2 separate regions of the Homo sapiens genome follow, and region 1 is linked to region 2. The links are chromatin loops, found by intact Hi-C in ENCODE. Cell type or tissue: endothelial cell of umbilical vein. All regions are shown on one strand. Links, peaks and the distances in the headings refer to the core of each region. The heading gives the core; the rest is flanking DNA.

The links. A loop is a pair of places that touch in the nucleus more often than their neighbours do. Peaks named below come from ENCODE experiments on the same cell type or tissue, not always from the same donor. Only the 100,000 strongest peaks of a DNase experiment are listed, where the experiment ranks them.
Region 1: it touches region 2 in a loop (6-fold over the local background); 7 of 110 quality-filtered maps call a loop at or near these places.

The regions. Positions count from the first base shown.
Region 1 is chr5:73,940,891-73,951,985 of GRCh38, reverse strand. It overlaps LOC105379034 (a long non-coding RNA gene), which reads right to left and starts at 5,888. Exons shown (of 4, transcript XR_001742745.1): 1 at 4,489-5,888. ARHGEF28 (Rho guanine nucleotide exchange factor 28) reads right to left here. Exons shown (of 36, transcript NM_001177693.2): 36 at 9,996-11,095. The coding sequence ends at 10,973. In endothelial cell of umbilical vein, for the core only: a CTCF peak has its summit at 6,298 (motif pointing left); no DNase peak of the experiment used is centred there.
Region 2 is chr5:74,644,384-74,655,478 of GRCh38, reverse strand. It overlaps a transcript of HEXB not described here. Among named protein-coding and RNA genes, the nearest start is that of ENC1, 9.2 kb to the right of the region's middle. RefSeq lists an enhancer at 6,351-6,430. In endothelial cell of umbilical vein, for the core only: a CTCF peak has its summit at 6,474 (motif pointing right); a DNase peak (open chromatin) is centred at 6,518.

The DNA.
Region 1 (11,095 bases), core at 1,773-9,772, 700 kb after region 2:
CGGTTCTTTTGTCGTGTTGATGTTGACTGGGCTTCCAGAAGGCCCCTGTCAATCTGGCTTCCAGATAAATATTCCCTGGAATAATTTCATTCCAAAGAATTTAAAGTACTTGGAGTTGATCCTTTGAGTTAAAATCCTTTACAAGTGTCACTTCATTAATCTTCAGTGAGAGGGTGAACTTTACGATGAGACCATTTTATGGATGAGGAAAGCTGAAGCACAAGGGTTTTATGGCAACTGAGAAGGGCCTGAGGCTGGCTCTCAGTGATGGCTTCTTCCCACTCACAGCCTTCTGCCTCTATCATGCCTCACAGCAAAGTAGAGTCAGCCTCTTCCCAAAACAGGTGATCGATTTCCAAAGGAGGGTGGGTGGTTTAGTTTTCTGATCTGAGTTTTTCAAACCTCCCACGTTTGGCAGGTCAAGGCAGGACCAATCTACTTCTAGAATCCATTTTTGTTGGCTGTCTATAAGGCTAGTATGTCTCAAGCACATTGGGAAATTAAAGAAAACAACCATTAGTGTTTCTGACACATGAAATGCCTACCAGGGTCTTTTCTACCAGGGTCTTTTTCCTGCTCATTATGAAGGCTAATATGAAAATATTGCTATAGTGAGCAGAAGAAAAGCAGTATCTGAATGACTTTTCGTCTCAATGCAGTGCAAATGCCTGCAGTTCAAATGCAGGAACTGCCTCATCTCCTTTGCTTTTGGCCAGGAAGAGCTCATTTATTACCCATCACTAGGAAGAGCATGGCAGAGCCCTCATTATCTTGGATCCATGCTTTCCAAATCAATCAGCTCCCCGCTACACTGCTGGGCTTTCTAATTTAAATGTCAGCTAAAGTTAGAATATGTTCTTTAAAAATGTCAGAGCCTCGTTAACTTTGGCTTTGTGTTGCCCTGTCTATCACAATGAGGTTGGCAATGTTAAGGAAATTATTTTTCTAAGAATTCTTGAACTAAGGCTCCTCTTTGAATTTCAATGATACTCTTCCTAAAAGTCTTGCTCTGGTTCAAAATCAAGATGTTCCATATTACTGGCATCTACAAATAGCCACTTTTCAGAATGTATAAGGATTTCTAAATGACTTCTCACTTTTGAATTCACACTGTGAAAAATATTCTAAAAGCTGAAATTTGATCCATGTTTTTCAATGGGCTTTTGCGGTTTGGCAACTGATCTTGGACAGGACTGTCCTACTCACCACAGGACCTTTAGCTTTCCTGCTTCTCCTGTTCACTTAATGCTAGTAATTCTTCCCAGTTATTGTGATCTTGGAGTGCAGAACATGATACCCCAAAGTATGACACCTTGGTGTGTTGAGTACTTTGAACTGAAAGAGACTGGAAGGGCCTCAAAAGCAAGATCTTCTGACCTTCCCCCACCCTCCTGTCTCCTGTCGCTCTTTCTTCCCCAAGCAAATCATAGAAACCAGAATTCCTCTTCCCCAAAGGTGAGTCATAGAAACTCGAGTCCCTCTCTCCCAAAGCAAGCCATAAAACCTAGAAAGGCCACTGTCTTCCTTTTCTCTTCTCCTTTGAAGACCCTTATTCTAGAGAGGTCCTGCTCCAAACCTGGGAAGAAGAAATGCTACACAGAGAAGGGACTGGGATTAGTGCCCTTATAAAAGAAGCCTCAGAGAGCTGCCTTGCTTCTTCCACCACGTAAGGACTCAGCTAGAAGGAGCCATCTATAAACCAGAAGAGGAGCCCTCACCAGACACTGAATCTGCCAGAGCCTTTAGCTTGGGCTTCTCAGCCTCCAGAACTATGAACAATAAATTCTGTCCTCTATAAGCTACCCAGTCTATGGTATTTTGTTTTAACAGCCAAAAGACTAAGACAGCGAAATGGTGGATCATGTCTACAGCATGATAGCAACTGGGCAATTGGGTACTTTTGGCCTCATACTAACATATGGAAGGACAAAATGGAAGGAAAATGGTAGTTTGTTTAAGTATACTGAAGTGACTTCAAACAGTGTGCGTATACAAACAAGTATGGATGAAGGCACACACACACAGAGAATACATACTAATGTCTGCCAAATATAAAACACTTCTCGAAATTTGATGATTTAGAGGGAAAGTGGATTTTCTTCTTGAATTAACTCCCTGTGCTGGCTCTGGTTTTATTGGTTTCAAGCTTTCCATTGTTGCTCTTTTCCTAAAGCATTTAACAGATGTCCCTTCAAAGGCATTGAACCACTGCTGTTGTTTTTTCTCTCACCCCAATTTCCTTTTCAGTTCACAAAGTACCCAGAATATACTTTCTCCTGTATCTATATGTGGTGGGGAGAAAGAAAAGGCAAACAGAATTATATTTAATAAGTCACTTTTCTTATTAATACCCAGAGATGTAAAAATCAATCACAGTTGATTCAAATGGCAAATACTACTTTCTGTAGCCTCACTAAATGCTTTCTCCGATGAGATAAATGGACATAATCCTCAAATGACAAGAAACATGGAATATACAACAGATTTAACAGTCATGTTTAAGGGTGAGTGAACTTTAGGTCGCAGTTGTAGAGGACAATGCGGAAATGAAGATGCAGACTTAAGTTTTCTCCCCAGATAGTGATAAATTCACATTGATCCAATTTGTCCCTGTTTCCCTGTCTCTATGGCTCTTAATAGCACAACCAAAAGATGTCTGATTTCTAAGATGGAAGAGTGCTGCCTGCAGCCTTCACCTAGTTGTTTTTTGTTTGTTTGTTTGTTTTGTTTTGTTTTAAACTGCCCCATTCATAGACTGAAACCCTCACAGAATCAGGCTGTAATTAGTGACATGTAGAGACATGGCAAGACTGGGAAAACTTATGTCTGTGGATGTGCCTGACTCCTTAGAGGTGTAGGAGTTTGACGAGACACATGCTTTAGTTGAGAGTGTGCTCTTGCACACACCACCACACACACACATACACAAACACTTGACCTCCCAGGCCACGCAATTCCCCATTGCATCATTACTTTCTAACTCATCCTGCATAGTCTGTGGGTGGGAAGAGGCCAAATTTGGGCCACCAGGACACAGTCCACCAGGAAACAAAGTACCTCTGTGATGCTTTTTGATTCAGACAACCCCACCTCCACAGCTGCGAGACAAACAAAAAATGATCATGCTTCAAAAGCTACCAGTTCAAGCAAAACTGCTGCCAACCCAGCAGAAAAGCCTTTAGACATTTTTAAGCCATTAACTACTTCCTGCCAACCAGGAGGCTATATGGGGACACCACTCACTGGGGCCACTAAGCAGGATTCCAATGGAACCTAATCTGCTGAATTCAGACCTAAACCTCATGTTACTATATTACTTAAGAGAAAATAGAAATACAGTGTTTTAAAAAGCAAAAGATTTAGTTCAAACTGAAACAAATATTCTCCAAATTAAACTCAAACCAGACTGATGTTTCATTCACTTTCCAGTCTTAAAGGCATTCCCATGACAATTTCTCCTTGGCAGTTGCGCAGCCAGTGTCTCTCTTGGCTATCAATTCGCTGATGACAATACTACCAGGGGGCTGGACAACTAATAGAGCTCCAGTCTGCAAACTTGGCCTTCCTGCCAGGCAGCTTAAAAACCATTTACACAGTCCAGTTTGACTTTCGAGTGTTCAGAGAGATGGGTCGTTTGAACTCACTGATCCAAGAACATGTTTTTGTATATTCCTGGGCCTATCATAAATCAGACCAAAAAAGAAAGAAAGGTTGGACTGCTTGGCCATTTCAAGCAATTATTCTGTCTGGCATGGGTGGAGGAGAAAATAGAGTAGTGTCAGCAGAGTTATCAGCAGTTAGTTCTACTGAAGAAAATGTCACATGTCCGGTGCCAAGCACGTCTGACTGCTTTGTCTCGGATTGTCTCTATTTTTCTTTCTCTCTCACGTACACACATACCCTCTTTAATTACTAACAGAAAATAGTGCATTCTGCACACTTCACATCTGTTCAAGCCTTAATTAATCCAACTCTCATAGTCTCCATAGCAACGATGCTTAACAGGCTCAGATTCCACATTAGAAAACCTTCCTCTAAGTGAGTGACTCAAAATATGGCCATTACAAAAATGTTTACATTAATTCTGTGTCAGATATAATAAGAAATTTGCATGGAGGGAGTTTGGATGGAAAGATGGAGTTGTATGATCACATTCAGCTTCATCATAGTAAAAACTGCCCCAAACTAGGAACAGAAGTTAACATTAATTTTCTAAGCTATTGCAAAAAAAAAAAAGAAAAGAAAACATAATCCCATTACTACCTTTATGTTACTAGCAATTCCTGTGCTACGGAAGATTAACGACCACAGTTGCCTCGATGGAGCACACAGTTACTGTTCGTAGGGTAGCAAGAAGAAACGCAAGTGTTTTTAAAAAAAAAAAAAAAAAAAAAAAAAACTCTTCAGGAGGTGTGTTTCCTGAGCTATGGCTCTACAGACCTTAATTAAAAGCCTATTGTCCTTTGCTGGCACCTGCCAGCATCTTACCCAAATCAGAGCTTGTCAGCAGCAGAGAGGTGGACCAAGGCTTTCCAAGGAGGCTGTGAAGCTGCCACGGGAAATGTCAAGCACATTTCTAAGAGCCTGTTTTAGCTCCGTGGCCAATGCAGATGCTGTCGTTCATGCTGGCTATGTTTGTGTTTATATTTGAAGCTGTTATGTTAGAGATTGTAAAAATAAGCACTGGCAACTATGCAGAAAACCTGCTCAGACATTATACAGGGTGTGAGGGGCTGGGGCGAGTAGTGGTAAAGAGAGCATGAAAAAATGAAGCCAGGCATTTACCCCCAAATGGCATTTCAGCCCATACCCGCTTCCATCATTAAATGTTTAACTTGGGTTGCTAACAAGAAGTAAACCATTCATCAGAGTTCTAGCTGCTTTCTCCCTCACTGTTTCCTTCTATGAATAGGCAAACAACCCAAAACCAGCTCAGGAGAGAAAGAAAAGAACTTAGACACACTCTTGAGTAAGTAAAAATACATGTTAGGAGACAAATCAGATCTCATTTATGAAATAAAATGGAGACACTCAATTGAGCTTCTGAACAAGAAGAGAAGGTTTTTCATACTTTCCCTAGGGACTGAAATTGTGTGCCCTAGGAGACAGTTTAACCCTGGATTGCCTGGAGACAGAGCCAAGTTAAATTTATTGCCAGACCTATGCATAAAAAAGGGGAAGGTGGAAATTGGGGCTCTTCCAGAAATAAGGAACAGTTCTCTAATGTAACTATAGAATCTAGTGAAATTAGCAAAGAAAATATAATCCTGTGTTCGTACCAAGTTCATTCTTTCTCCTTGGGCAATTGTTATGAGACCCATAGCTGCTGGTAGTATCTAAAACCTTTGACTTTCTGCCATTCAAAGAGTAGACAACTAGGATTCAAATAATGGCATGTTGAAGTTTCTCAGCCATGAAGCTTCTACAGAACCACTGAACCATGGTCCCTTGTTACTTCACCCAAAACGATGTTCAATCATCAACTCGAGCTGACTGCTTTGAACTCACCAGCCAGAGGCAAAGAAATGTAATGGATCAGAGTTCTAGTTCTAGTTCTGACGACCCTTTGATCTCTGATTTCCAAAGACTCTTGTTCATCCTCTCATCCAATAAGTAGCATGAAGCTCTTACTCTGAGCCCAGCATCCTAACAGGCTTTGATCTTCGACATCTCTCAGCACGGGAAAATGAGCTGGACAAAACCAAAGTAGCGATGCCCTAGCTACTTCGATTCTTGAGCATGCCCAAGCCTGCCTTCTTTCTACCCCTATCCCCAGCATATAACAACTGCTCTCATTTTTAGAGTGCTGACTGTATGCCGTTTACTGCACTGGGCTTCTTCAAGTAGTTCACAACAGCCCTGCAAGACATGGCTATTGTTATTATTTTTTATTTATTTATTTATTTATTTATTTTGAGACGAAGTCTCGCTCTTGTCCCCCAGGCTGGAGTGCAGTGACACGATCTCGGCCCACTGTAACCTCCGCCTCCCAGGTTCAAGCAATTCTCCTGCCTCAGCCTCTCGAGTAGCTGGGACTACAGGCACCTGCCACCATGCCTGGCTAATTTTTGTATTTTTAGTAGAGACGGGGTTTCGCCATGTTGGCCAGGCTGGTCTCGAACTCCTGACTTCAGGTGATCCGGACATAGCTATTATTATCCTCATTTCATAGGTAAGCAAACCTAGCTCAGAAGCAAGGTTGCAGGATTGTACAACTCCATAAGTTTCCACTCACGTTGGAATCTACGCGTATGTGTGCTCCAGAGCATGAATAGTGCCCCCTGGTGGTGTGCAACCCTGTGGCCCTGGGGGAGATCCAGTAAGTAGGGCCCAAGTCTGTTTGGCTTTTCCATATTTTTTTGCTGCCTGTCTCACATTGGTAGAGGGACATCTGTGCATGAGAGGCAGTCAGGAAAGAAAAGAGCAAACTCTGCATGTCAATCAAGATAATTCTGGAATCTTCCATGTGTTCCCCTCCTTTTTTTCTTTTCCATGCTCCACTCAGCCCTAGGTGGTAGATTAAAACAGGGAGCTATGGGTAGCATCAGGGTTGGGTAAAAAATAAAGCAGAAGAGGTACATGAGCCTGTCTCTTTTTTTCTCCACTTACAATCTTGCCTTGTGGGTTATCATGCAAGTCATCAATCCACCCCTTAGCGGTACACTTAGGCATCCTCTTGGTCCCCTCTGTTCCAATAAGCATCTTCAGGTGATCCCAGGACCCCTTTTACTCTTAGTTTCTTGTGGCGTGGGATCAAATAGGAAGATATCCAATTCCCCATTTGACCAGAACCTACATTGCTTTATGGAAGAGGTGGATGTGGAAAGGTGAGGGGATGAGAGGGCATTTGGTTACACTTTAAGAGCATAGCATCCCAGGAAGGAGTCCGCTATTGCTCCATAGCCTGGAACCTGATCAGTTCCAACGAGGGCAGGGGTGGACTTCCACATTTCCCCACTTCTTATATAGAGTGCTTGAAAGAGGCAGAGATAGATGGACATTCTCATTGGACACCTTAATCTAGAGGGGAGGAAATCATTCTGGGTATCTCCAAACGTATGCCACAGTCTCTCATGTCTTTTGTTTCAAACCTCCAGACTTTGGCTCAGGTTTCCCTCTGTCTTAGTCCATTTTCTGTTATGATAACTGAATATCTGAGACTGGGTAATTTATTTCAAAATGTTACAATCTTACAGTTCTAGAGGCTGGGAAGTCCAAGAGCATGGTGTTGGCATCTGGGGCCTTCTTTGCTTTGTCATAACATGGCAGAATGTATCATATGGCAAGAGGGCAAGAGCATGCATGTCAGCTCAGGTCTCTCTTCCTCTTCTTAGAAAGTAACCAATCCCATCATGGGGGCCTCACTCTGACCTTATCTAATCCTAATTACCTCCCAAAGACCTCACCTTCAATCAATTAAAAATTCTGGGATTAAGTTTCCAACAAATGAAATTTGAGGACATATTCAAACCATAGCATTTTCCTTGCTTAGAATGTCTTTCCCTACTCCTGCTCTTTATCCTTCCAGCCTCAAGCATCTTCTTCTTTAGAACAACTCCCTCCATTTCACGTATTACTAGGCCCCAATGTGCTCTTCCTGTGAGCTCCTATAGCAACTTGTACTTCTCTATATAATTATTGGCACCTCTCTACTTTAGGATCATCTGTTCATGTGTTAGTCTTCTCCAATAGCTTGCATACTTATTAATCTTTATTTTGTCCCACACAGATTGCTTGGCCTTTAGCGGACCGTCAATAAATGTTTACTGAATACATGAGTTAAGAGGAGATTTAGAAATGCAAATAAGTTGAAAGCTAACTTTCAACTTACCTAACTTTCCCCAGTCTTACGTCTAGCAATCTCCAGACACTTGAATTTTCTATTCACTTTTTCTGGCTATGCGGAAGAAATCTGCCTAAAGACTGGGACTAGGCTGAGCAATTATTAACAGATTTTTAAAATAATATGATAATAATGGCTAGCATATATTAAGTGATTAGTATATCCCAAGCTCTATTCTAAGCATATTGCATATATTAATAATTTAATTCTTGCAACGATTCCATAAGGTAGTCATCCCTGTTTTATAAATAAGGAAATGGAAACAGAGCGAGGTGAAGTAACATGCCAAGGACACACAACGAGTTAGTGGCAGATGTGGATCCAGAATCCATACTTTCAATTTCTATGCTCTGCTGCCTCTCAATGAGAGAGATACAGAGGTTGGACATTAACAATCTCAGGTTGGTTCTCAGTTTGAAAGTAGCTCATGTATTCCTAGGTCACAGGAAGAAATACATATTCCTCTCCACTTCTTTGTCACCCCATGATGTAATTATGCTCACATTCTTCACCTTACATAACTCACACACACAGCAAGTCCTCTGTGCCAAGGGCTGTTACCCTTTTCTTAATGAATAGGGCTTCAACTGTGAGTGGGCTGGGAAGTGTTGCACGATTCCAGGAATTATGTAGTCCTGATGAAATGCAGAGTAGCTTGGACTCTAAATGAAATGATGAATAAATTCATGCAGCCTGGAAGGGACAGAGCAAAAATATTGCTTTTCTTTCTAGGACAGATCTCTAAAGGAATGAGTGTTTCCTTTAAGCTCTTAACTTGGTGAGAAAAATAGGTCCTTTTGGGGAAACCCATTTATGATCCTGAAAAATAGGGTGGTCATCTCTTAAGATTAGTAAATTTGTGCTAGAGTCACTCTGTGACTCTGTCTTGAGACCTTAGTCTGTTTGGGCTACTATAACAAAAGACCATAAACTTGGTGTATTACACACAATAGAAACTTATTATTTCTCACAGTTTGGAGGCCAGGAAGTCCAAGGTCAAGGCACCAGCAGATTCCATGTCTGGTGAGGGCCAACTTCCTGGTTCATAGAAGGTGTCCTCTTGCTGCATCCTCCACATGGCAAAGGGGCAAGAGAGCTCTCTAGTGCCGCTTTTATAAGGGCACTAATCCCATTCATGAGGGCCCCATCCTTATGCTCTACTCACCCCCTAAAGGTCCACCTAATAATCAATGCATTGGTGATTAGGTTTTCAACATACAAACCTGGGGGGGATATAAACATTAAGACATTCAGACCATAGCAGGATCTGAGCTCATTACATAGTGGGGACATGGTGAAAAGGAAGAACTTATCATCAAGAAAGCTTTGAAATGTAGTTATATGCCATTGAAAAGTCATCATATTAAATAAGAGAATTGCCCAGAGGAACCTATGAATATAGGTACTTAAAAAATGCTCTGGCTTTCCCAGAGGAACTGCATGCAGACCTGTTTTGCAGGTCTTGAAAATCCAGAGCTCACACATTTTTAAAGAAAGAAAGAACCCCATGAGGATTTTGAACATCTTAACATATTTTCACTATTTCTATATATAATTTCATGAAGAAAGGAAAGATATTTATAGTTATTGGAGAAAGGATTTAGACTGAAATATCTGCATGCTTTTCATTCAAGAGATATAGGATCCTGGACTAGACTTTATTGAAGAAAGAGGAAAGACAGATATTTCTAGATGTCTTTAGGAATGGGAGATACATGTTGTAATTGAAGAGTTCAGCTTAGAGGTGAAGTGATTGAATAGAAGTTTAATAAGTTATATCCATTCTGTGAAAAGATCAGTCACCGAATTTTTAATGTAATTGTTACAAAAATAGCCAGCTAAAGTCAGAAAAAGACTGCCCCCAAAAGGGGCTTTTAAAAAAATTAGGATTGGACTTGCCTAAGTAAAAACACAATGTAGATATCCAACTTAACAACTTTAAGTAGGGAGAAAAAACTATTGAGATCCGGGTGATTTTTTTTTTTTTTTTTCTGTTCCTATCACATCTCACTCCCAGTAGGTGTTGCATTTTTGGATGAATCTAATAGTTTTCCTTTATTTTCACTTTTCACGAGGTGAGATTAGATGTCTGTGTGAAATGAATGTTTTACTATGGTCCTACACATAATGTTAAAATTACAAAGTAAAATAATGAGGTACAAGATATTTATTGACACCAAAATACATACAAGTATTTCCGAACAAGATGAAAATATCTCCTGGTTTCTCACACAGAGACCCATACTACTCGGAAGGCAGGATATGCCAGTTTTCCTTTGTGGAAAAGTGTATCCAGGCAGCAAACTTAATGAGGAGTGGGCAGTTTTGTCCTTAAAAAACTGCAGGGAAGGGTTCTTTCCAGGGAGTGGTAGTTGGTGCTCCAGGTGCTGGCAGGGACAGGACAGCTGATTGATAGAAGTGAGGGCTCTAACAAAGTTCACTATTTACATCAAAATGACTTGATGGGGGCTCTGGGCCTCTGGGCCTTGTTAAAAGATGATGCTGAACCATGTCTTGAAACCCCACCAGCATTAGGCTTAGGTACTAAGCAAGTCCGGACTGTATCCCTGGCTCAGTGACTGACCAATCACAACACGTGCCCAGTTGAATAGTGACTGTAACAGATCACCACTTTTAATGCTCCCAGAAGAAATGAGCACACAAAAACTAGCTGAGAAAAACCCTTTCCCACATCCTCCTCTGCCTATGTGGGCACTGAGGCAACTGCCCTGACTGTGAAAGTTCACCCCTTGTGAATACCACTCTTTAAATCCAAATTGCTTCATTGAGATCTTAAAAGGAATCTTGAAATCCAGATGATTGGGTAGAAAATGTGACATGGAATTTTACTCTAGCGTCAAAACAACTTTTAAAATAGTCCTGCTTATTCAAGTTAGTTTCTCCTCCAGAAATCTGAAATTAGATTTGATAAGTTAAAGATTATACAAACAGGGTGGCTTTCAATAATTTAATTAGACTCATGCCAAAAAAATGAGCTTCCAGGAAATATTAAATATTATTCTTAAAGCAATTTGGACACAGACAATCACACATACATAAGGAATGGAGACAAAAAGTTTCTCCCAAAAGTGCCAGTGTTTTGTTTTGTTTGGAAAAATGACAACACAATTAGAGGTAAACAATATTTTCTTTGGCTCCATCTCCAGTTTCCCCATCTTGTCTGGTCATTGTCCTTGTCGGTAGATTTAGCTTTGCTTCTGTTATAAACGCCTGCAGTTGAGGGCGGTGTGA
Region 2 (11,095 bases), core at 1,958-9,957:
TAGCTGGGCATTGTGGTGCAGGCCTGTAATCTCACCTACTCAGGAAGTTGAGGCAGAAGAATCACATGAATCTGGTATATGGAGGTTGCAGTGGCGAGATCGTGCCACTGCTCTCCATCCTGGGTGACAGAGCGAGATCCTGTCTCAAAAAAAAAAAAAAAAAAAAGTTTAATGCTTGAAGGGTTATTATCTCCATGTTTGTCCAGGTATTGGTTAGAACATTCTTAAAAGCTTGATGTTCTTATCGCTGCCCTTTTTAGTGCCTGTTATGAACAACCATGTCATTTTCTATCCCTTTCTTAACAGATACCTGGTGCAGTTGCTGATGAGAAGGGGCACTCAAAACCAAGGAGAAACTAGTGTGGCTTTCCCAGTGCTACACTCACCTCCACCCTCTCTGGGAGCCTCTCTTGGGGGGCTCACCTGCTCCCATGGCCTGGTCCCTGCTCCTGTGCCTGTGGGATCCAGATCCGTCCGCAGGTCAAACACCAGCTTCAGGTCCCTGGACATTTCACCTCCCATATTCAGCGGTCCTGAGCTCACCATCTCTCCACTCCCCCGCTGTCCCAGTCAATGGCATCATCTGCAGTTTGTGTGTGTCCTGCTTCCCGGCCTCTCTCTTAGTGTAGCCCCTCATCATTGCCCACATTCAATTCACAGCTGCCCCTGGCCTGGCCTAGCTCCCCTCTAGCGCACTCCCCACATGGCAGCCAGAGTGTTGCTCTAAAATACTCGATTATGTCTTTCTAGTTTAACCTTTCAGAGGTTCCCTGTGGCTTTAGGCCCCATGTGCCTTGTGAGGCTCATTCCTTATTCCTCGTTTCCCCCTCTAGATCCACTAAACTCTCATACCCAGCTCAGAAATCACCTCCTCCTGAAAGCCTTCCCTCATCTGCCTAGAAAGTCTCTCATTTTTCTACACTGTATGCAATGTATTTATTTATATATTGGACCCTCTTAACCAGTAAGGGTTTACCTCACTTCCAAGGAGGCATTATTTCAGGGAATTGGGGAGCTGTTAGTATATCTCGTGGGAATGTCTTTGTGTGATTCTGTGGTTACAGCCATCTTCTGCAATGCTGCGTCTTGTCAGGCCTCTGGACTCAAGTGTGTTTTGCAGACCAGCAGTGTCGGCATCACCTGGGAGCTCGTTAGAAATGCAAAATTTCTGCCCCCATCCCAGACTTCTTGAATCAGAATCTGCAGTTTAACAAGTTCCCCAAGTGATTCGTGTGCACATTAAAGTTTGAGAAGCACTGGATAAATACCTGCTGTCTTGGAGACAGATGTTTTCAGTGAGCCACATTCCAGAGATGCATTGGCTCCTCACACTCAGGAGCACCTAGTGTGAGCTGGCTACACCTGGGTCCACAAGAATGATCTTGGGTGGGGCAAAGGGAGTGAGGGCAGCTTCACCAGGATGGAGCCGGGAGGACTCACTGTCTACACCTGGAGCCCCTCAAGCTGGCGTCCATAGGATAAGTGACACCTTGATCTTTTTTTTGCATGGGAAATTGAGATGTTTGGCATGGGCATGGCCTTATTACTGATTTAGAAGCCTGCAACTAGACCACACCCCTACTAGTCTCTGAGCTCTTTGAAGATGTGACCTATCGACCTCTATAACCAGACACATAGTAGGCGTTCAATAAATTTTTTCTGTTGAATTTTGGCTTATGTGCTATCTTTCCATTGTGCCTTTCATAACTCTCTGGTCAGCAGAGTGTACAATCCACTGATTTTGACAGAAGGATTTCAGTCATGCCAGGTTTACAATTCCAGGAACTTTATCAGGGCTTGACAGTATCACTTTTGGCCAAAAGTAACTATGACATCAACATCACAACTCCTATGAAAGCACCCCTTAGCAAACTGTAAATCTATATTGTACATTCAAGCAAAGAGAGAGGATGTATTTAATGGTTTAAAGTTGAGATCCTGCAGGAATTGATCACAGAAGCCCTGAAACCATGGCCTGGAAGGTTGGCTTTTGGAGCTTGCTGACCCAATGGTTTCATATGCTTTGCTGGCTTCTGTTGTTTCAGGTGGGAGCAGAAAGCGATTCCCTGCTACTTCATCTTGGCCAGAGGGGAAAGTTGCCCACCTATATTTTTTACATAGTATTTTTGTAGTGTTTTAATATTCACTGAATGATCCAGGAGTGGGATTACTGTGTAAATTGAGGGACAGCTACTTTTTTTAAACTTTAGCAAGAATTGATCATTTTGTAAAAATTACTTTAAAAAATTATTGACGTAATGTGAGTCATGGTACTTGAAGGGCCAATAGAGTACCCAGTTTCAGTCTGCATTTGTAGAAGCGTATTCACAATGACTCTGCATGTGTGTGTAACCACCTGACTCTTTTTATAATGCCTCCTACTGTAGTCAAGCTAGAGCATTCACATATTTGAGTGCATATAATTTTATTATACTTTTCTATTGGGTCCTCCTTTACATTACAGTTAAGAAATGTTAAAGTTTTTTGAAGTTATATTCAATAGAGTCTATTATCTATAAATTCCATTTCAGTAAAGCAAAGAGGGCATTAAAAATGACTGGTATATAAAGGGATATGTGTCACTAGCGTAGATGTGTGTAGTCGCCCAAGAGGGAGGCTTTTCCCCCTTGCTCCTTATGGGATGGGCCTGGGACTGCAGTGAGACAAGACTGAGTAGCCACCTTATTGGAGCTCAGAGAGGGTGATGGTTATCTCGGAGCTGGTGCTGTGGGCAGATGTGGGAGGACCAGATGAGCCTCTATCCCTGACTTTTGGCTGCTCAAGAACACTTTGGAACTTGGACACAATCCTGGGGGTAGTGGGGGTAAGGGAGGGAATCCCTTACATGACTCAAATGAAGTTTCCACCAAACTAGCAGATTAGGGTCTTATGGTAAAAAGTTCTGTTCTAGAAAAATTAAGTTACATTTTCTTATGGTCTGTTTGTCCTAACTATACCCAACTATGAGGACTCTTTTGAATGTAAAAAATTTTGCAAAACATCCCAACACATGGGAGCGGCTGCAATTTTCGTACCATTGATTAAGCAAATACATGAAGGCAAACGGCTACTGTGTATTCAGGAGTGGCTTGCTTGCTGGACACGTGGGCCAGGAGGCCCACACACTAGGAGAGCACAGCTCTGAAAAAGAAAGCGAGGGGTCTGGATTCTGCCATTTAATAACTGGATTCTTGCACAAGTTCAAACGCATCATTGCCCCTGTTTCCTCATGAGCAAAATGGAGATAATGATAGTATCTACCTCCTGGGATTGTTGAGAGGTAAACCACTGTGACTCTAAATGGACATTAATTATTATTTATGGTTGATCCATGCATATGTATTACCTACTCACGTAAAAGAGTTCATCATTTTAATTTCCACGTAGACATCTCATGCCAGAGTTGAGTATTAGACCAAGCAAAAGAATGCAGTGTCTGACTTTTTAGACACGTCCTAGTTTGTCTGGCATAAGAGTAGTTTTACACAGAGCTGGCAAATAGACTTACCTACCTGACCACAGGCCAGGAGGATTTGTGCTGGCATGTTCGAATTAATAACCCATTACTTATTGTGAACCTGGAGATATGCTCTGGCTTTCCATTACCTAAGTCTTATCACTTCTAGCACCAAGGCATACAGACCAATTAATCACCCAGGAGCAGAAATGAATTACCTCAGCCTTTGGGTGACTTGCTGTTTGGGTGATTTAATACTTCTTATCATGAGAGGAAAAGCACAGAGATGCTGGTTAGTTTATCCATAGAAAGGTTCATGCTTCAAAAGAGACCTCGGTTATTTGTACAGGTTTATTCATCATATGTCAATGATCGTCCTTGCTTGGAGATTTGGGGGAATCCTCCTTTAAGTGATGTCCCTGAATGTGGTCCTATTTCTTGAGGCATCCAATGAAACTGATTAAGCAAAATATTCTGGAAATGAAGCTTTCTAGATAGCCTAAGGCAAATCATTTGGGGTTAGTCCAAGGTGAAAATTTATTTGAAATGTTTTGTTAGACTTTCTTGCCTTAGCGAGTATAGAACAAAGGGCATAATTTTGATATTTCTTTGTGAGGTACTAGGAAGAGCCATTCATTCATTTGTTAAACGTATTAAATTTATTCATGCTATAAATAGTTACATTACTACTGTGTGCTGCGCTAAGGGTTAGACACACAGTGGTGAAAAGACAGAGGTAGTCTAATGGAGGCCAAGAGAACCCATGTTTAGGCTGAAATGCCACCATTTAGCAAATATGTGATCCTGGGCAAAGTATTTATTCTCTCAGACTCAGTTTCTCATCAGTAAAATGGGGCCCAATAATTATAATACCCACCTTGCAGGGATACCTGAGCATCACAAAGCATAAAAGCATTCTGAAACTGAAGATCTCTATGAATGGTCATATTACTGAATGGCTGAGAAACTTGCTTTATGAAAATTATCCCAAATCATCCAAACATTACATCATTGTAAGAGATGAAGCCATTTCTTCTAACTATTGTATTAAAAAACATTTATTTTTGCAGTTGCCTTTTTTTTTTTTTTTTTTTTTGAGACAGAGTCTCACGCTGTTGCCCAGGCTGGAGTGCAGTGGCGTGATCCCAGCTCACTGCAAGCTCTGCCTCCCAGGTTCACGCCATTCTCCTCCCTCAGCCTCCCGAGTAGCTGGGACTACAGGTGCCCACCACCACGCCCAGCTAATTTTTTTTTTTGTATTTTTAGTAGAGATGGGACTTCACCGTGTTAGCCCGGATGGTCTCGATCTCCTGACCCCGTGATCCACCCGCCTTGGCCTCCCAAAGTGCTGGGATGACAGGCGTGAGCCACCGCGCCTGGCCTGCAGTTGACTTTTAAAACTTCCTCATATTCGGCAAAGTAGTAACTACACATGGAGGCACACTCAGTACCGAGGGACAAGAGGAAAGGCAGCAGACCCCTGACACCTCCAACCCCCTTCTCCAGCCCAATCTGCGGAGGGGGCCATGAAACAGTTGCTATTTTCTGTTCTTCAGCTTTACCCCATAATAATATTGCCCTTATACTGTTAGTTCATGTTTATCAAGTAAATCTTACCAATTTGTTGCTTAGGTAAACATCATTTGCTTTTAAAAGAATGCTCCAACAGGGATATGTTTTTGTGTGTTTAGCATCTGTCCTCTAAAAGTTCAGTGTAGGAAAAATGTTTTATTAATTATTCTAGTGAGCTGGCTTCTAGACGATTGAGGTTTTACTGTGTTTGGCTTCTTCAAGAAGTGAAAGGCACTGTAACATGCTCGAGGAGGTTCCGTGCCCGCTCACTGACAGCATGCTTTGCATCTGTAAACCATTGTCCTATATAAAGACTTCAAACTTCAGCTGAATCTGTGCATCGTGGGTTTTTAAACATAATGTCACAGTTGCTGGCTACAGCCAAGAAGTTAAACACTTCCTTCATTTTCCATTGCATTTTTGCTCCAGATCCTTCCAGGAGGATACCCAGAGCTTGCCTGGACATTTGGATTACAGATTTCAAAGTGGGAAAAAGATGCTTCTCTCAATATTTGGGATTTGATCATAGTTGGGGAAACAGTGCTTCATTCCATAGTTAAGGAACTATGTCTGATCTAAATTTAAAAGAGCAATTTGATTAGGACATTCCTTTGCTTGTGAACTGATGTAACAATCTCTTATGGGTACTGTGTGCCAGAATGAAAGAATGATCTGGTAAGACATTCAATCAACTATGGTAAAAGAGTACAAGTGGATTAAAAAAACACAACTATACCATTTTAGTCAATTGATTCCAGCTTCTCATTTGTCACACCTTTATCAGGCCTGTCAACATGGAGCAAAGTAAACCAAGAAAATCATTTCTTAGAAATCCACTGGGTATGTGCCAGGTGTTCAAGGCTGGCATTCCAGAGAACAGAAAAGAATGGGCCTTAGATAATCAGGAAAATAGAGGAGGCAATGTAGTTCAGTGGTTAAGCACTCAGCTCTTGGCTTCACCGAAGTGAGACATTATTCTTTCAGGGTTGCTGTGGGGATTAAAGGAAATAAGCATAGAAAGTGCCTAGCACACAAGACCATATAAATGTTAGGGATTCTAGTCATTGTTACTAGCTCCAAGACCATCCCATTGGACAAATGAGTCCCTGTCCAGGGGCCCTCAGGACAACTTATATTATTATTGTGCACAGAGGGGGCAGTGGCACTGGGTTGGCTAGTTGGAAATTGCTCAGTCTCTGCTGAGAAAATACATGACCCAGCTGTGCCCTCTGCTAGCCAGTCTAAGGAACACAGGAGCTCACGGCATTGTTGCAGGCCGGCCGGACCCCAGATTACATTTGGCATTGCTCATTTGAATGCAGAAACTTTAGGGCTATGACAGCAAGAGTGGCTGCTCAAACGGATCCACAAGGGTCTACACACAATGTTCATTGTTTTCTTTTTCGGTAGGGTTGGTTTTGAATATCTTCAGACCCTTCTATAATTGGTTTTTCATTGTAGCCAGAAGAGGGCACTATTGCTTTACCCAAATTCTGTGCTGTGGTCTGTGGAAACCCGCATTTGTGTTCTGTGCTACAGTGTTCCATTCCTGGTTTTGTTGAGGGTGGCAGTTTCATTCTTAGGTGACTAGCACAAGAAACACACAAACAAGCAAAAAAAGCAAAACAAACTTTTGTCCATAATAACACACATGCAAAAAATTGGGATGTGGAAAGTTGTTTATATTTTATTAAGCCATAGAAAATTATGTATGGAATTTTAAAAATGAACATGTATGCCGATGACATTGATCAAGATTCTGCCTGGAAAACCACTGTTTGAAAAATTAGAATGTACCTAGGTGTTCCTGTTCACTTTCAACAAGTGTCCTAGAAGAGGTGTAGAAGAAATTGGTGCAGTTTTGGAAAACCCCGGGATGTTTCCTCCCACTATTAAGACAGTATAAGGGCAATATAACTGTGGGGTAAAGCTGAAGAACAGAAAATAGGAATGGTTGCATGGTTCTTTCTGCAGATTGTGCTGGAGAAGGGGATTGGAGGTGTCAGGGGACTGCACCTTTCCTCTTGTCCTTCGGTACTATTTGAGTGTGCCTCCATGTGTGTTTACTACTTTGACTAATATTAAGAATTTAAAAAGTCAACTACAAAAGTAAATATGTTTTTTAATACAATAGTCAGAAGAAATGGTTTCATCTCTTACAATAATCTAATGCTTGGACCATTTGGGATAATTTTCTTAAGGCAATGCAAGTTTCTCAGGCATTAAATAAAAGACCATTCACAGAGATCTTCAGTTTCAGAGTGCTTTTATGCTCTATAATCCTCAAGTATCCCTGCAAACTGGATATTATAATTATTAGGCCCCATTTTACTGATGAGAAACTGAGTCTGAGAGAATAAATACTTTGCCCAGGATCACATATTTGCTAAATGGTGGCATTTCAGCCTAAACATGGGTTCTCTTGGCCTCCATTAGACCACCTCTGTCTTTCAGAGTTGAAAGGAGATACCTTCCAAATGCAAATACAAGTACACTGATGGCAGGCCAAGCCTAGACACTGTAAGATCACAATGAAAGGCTGGGAGAGAAGCCTAGTGAAACTGGGATATTCCTTAGCACGATGCCTGTAAATAAATATTTGTTGAATGAATGACTGATTGGCTAAATGAATGAAACCACAATTTCTCAGATAACTGTGGGTATGAAAACTGACATAACTATTTGAATATACATACTTTTAAAAAGTTACCATTTCCTCCTGATATGTCAATATTTCCAAATATCCTCAGATAAAGAAATTGCAAGTCTTCCAACTTTATTTGGGATCTTATAGTGAATGTTTTCTAAAATTACTTACGAGGCTAAGAGAAATTTGCGGATGCTTGTATATATCCTTGTTCATGTCGTGTTTTCAAAATCATGAGGAGAAACACTTATGGAAACTTTCTTTCTGACAACACACGCATCAGTGTCTCTATCTCTTTCTTCATTCTTTGTTCATTCTGCTAATGTTAACTTGCAGCTTCCTGATTTCAGACTCCTGCCCAAGCTGAGCTATAAGCAGTAAGTAGCATCTGTGCTTGCAGAGTACCATAAAATCCTTTTAATATTCATTCAAAGGTGCAAGCCCTTGGACCACAAAGGTCCCTTCTTCTAGTCCCTTCTTCATGCCCAGACATGCTTAGAGACTTGGCATTGTGCCCTAGAAGCAGAGCATAGAGGCCAAACAAAACCTGCATTTTCATTGCTTCAAACAACGGTCAATTGTTGAATGTAATTACTTAGAACAAATTAAGAGTTTGGATCCAGGAGCCTTGGGGTACTCAAAAGAAAAACAGGGAGAAAAATGGTTCAGGATTCCCCTGGGTTGTGCAAAGCCACACCCCACAGAGGCCTTGTGTGATTCTGATAGATCTGAGTGAGCTTTTACCAAGCACACTCTCCAAGCTCTTCAGGGCAGGAAAAAGTAGGCATCTATATTCCATGTGTGATGTGTTTTGGCAGGGCTACCTTCTTCTAAATATAGCTAGCTATTTCTTTTTAAAACGTGTGATTTCTTAAATTCTTTTCCCTTTGCAGCAGCTTCGTTTTTTAAAGTAATGGAGAATGAAGAATGAATTGTTGCCGGGCGTGGTGGCTCACGCCTGTAATCCCAGCACTTTGGGAGGCTGAGGTGGGTGTATCACGAGGTCAGGAGTTCAAGACCAGCCTGGCCAAGATGGTGAAACCTCATCTCTACTAAAAACACAAAAAATTAGCTGGGCGCGGTGGCAGACGCCTGTAATCCCAGCTACTCGGGAGGCTGAGGCAGGAGAATCGCTTGAACTCGGAGGGCAGAGGTTGCAGTGAGCCGAGATCATGCCACTGCACTCCAGCCTGGGTGACAGAGTGAGACTCTGTCTCAAAAAAAAAAAAAAAAGAATGAATTGTTTGTTCATTGTCAACTTAAGACCAGTGGTCCCAGTACAAAACAGGAAGACAGTATCAATAACAGATGGGAAAAGGCAAAGGCAGACTCCATGAATCTGAGCTTTTGTTGCAAAAGCTGTCTGCTTTTTGGGTGTGCAAGAAGAGCAGAGCCTCAAGTAAACACTCTAAGAGATCTGTGAACTCATTCAAGACACCAGTGTGTCCCTTAACCCAGTGCTACTGAGCAGATGTGGAAATAAGAGTTTGATAAAGATTCAAGTCACTTTTATTTAGGAGAGTTACTTGGAAGGAAATATCTACAGGTTTCAAGAATATCATTCTCCTTAAGCAGTTTACTAAGGAATCATTATAAAAGCCAGCATTATATAGCCCTTCCCACATACCAAGCACTGTTCTATGTACTTTACACATACTAATTTATTTAATCCACAAAACAACCTTCCAGCCAGGTACTGTTACTATCCCATACTACAGATTAGGAAATGAAGGCACCGAGATATTGCCATACTTGCCCCTCAAACACCCAGCTACTAAATATAAAAGTAGGGATCCAAGTTTGGTTCTAGAGTCTCTACTCTTAATCACATAACTGTTAAAAAAAAATAGTATGCAGACATAGGAAGAATGGAACTTAAATGGAGATTAATGAGTGTCATTATCTCCAAGTGATAGGTTTGCGGCTCTTCTTTTGCTTTTCTGTGTTTTCTATATTTCTACCATACATTGTTCTGAGAAAATAATAAGCGCTGTTTTAAATGCTGACCCTAAAATCTATAACCTACAATAGGCTGTGAAGATAATTGTCTTGAAAGGCCCTGGAGTAGAAACAACATAAGCAGTCTAGATCACTTGATTTCCTAATGACCTAACTTTATAGAGTAATACAAGGAAAGTGACTCAAATATGTCTCTCTCCAGTCCTGTAAGCAGCCAATAAACTGTCTACTCCTTGAAATGTCACTCCTTGAAGGGCTGTATAAGGTGAAGGAGTCTCAAAGGAAGAATGAATTTCCCATCTATAACAAGCCCCTAATAGAGGAGCTCAACACGAACAGTGGTGCTTAGTACTTACGGGACAAAGACAGACTTTCACACAACATTTTCCATTAAAAATCATAATACAAAAGTCAATTGTATTTATATGTAGCAGTAGTGAACAATTGGAATTTGAAGTTAAAAATCATACTATATGGAGCCAGGTACCATGGCACCCGCTTGCAGTCCCAGCTACTCAGGAGGAAGAGGCAGGAGGATGGCTTGAGCCCAGGAGTTATACGCTGCAGTGAACCATGTCGGCCTGTGAATAGCCACTGCACTCCAGCCTGGCAACTTAGCACGGGCTCACCTCTAAAAACAATCATACTATACAATCCAGCTTAATTCACAAAATACACATAAGGTGACACACATAATGGATGTAGGAAGCAACTGAAATGTTAAAATATGATCAAACCAATTCGGATGCAATCTTAAGAATACTCCTAAGGAGGCCAGGAGTGGTGGCTCACACCTGTAATCCCAGCACTTTGGGAGGCTGACATGGGTGGATCACCTGAGGTCAGGAGTTCGAGACCAGCTTGGTCAACATGATGGACCCCTGTCTGTACTAAAAATACAAAAATTAGCCGGATGTGGTGGCAGGCGCCTGTAGTCCCATTTACTTGAGAGGCTGAGGCAGGAGAATTGCTTGAATCTGAGAGGGGGAGGTTGTAGTGAGCCGAGATTGCGCCACTGCACTCCAGCCTGGGCAACAGAGTGAGACTCTGTCTCAAAAAAAAAAAAAAAAAAAAAAAAAGGAAAAAAAAGAGGAAGAATACTCTCAAGGTTTATCATGACAGATATTTAACATAAACATAACTTTTTTTAACGCACAAAGATAGAAGATGGCAAACCAAAATTTAGAAAACTATCGATTTAGACCCTTTGTCTTCCCCAGACAAAAAAGTGATAACTGTTTTATAAAATGCTGATAATTTCTTGTATCGATTACCTGTGTTTTTCCTTATTCTCATCTCTTTAATAAACAGCCAGACTTTCCTCTCTCTCTCTTTTTAAAAATAAGAGGATTGCTGATGGAAGCTGAGGTCTCATTTTCCTAGGTTTGTATATCTGTATTCTCACTGTTCTGAGGTCTTCAGATCCTCCTTTGGGAATGGAGGGCTTATTCCTCCAGCCT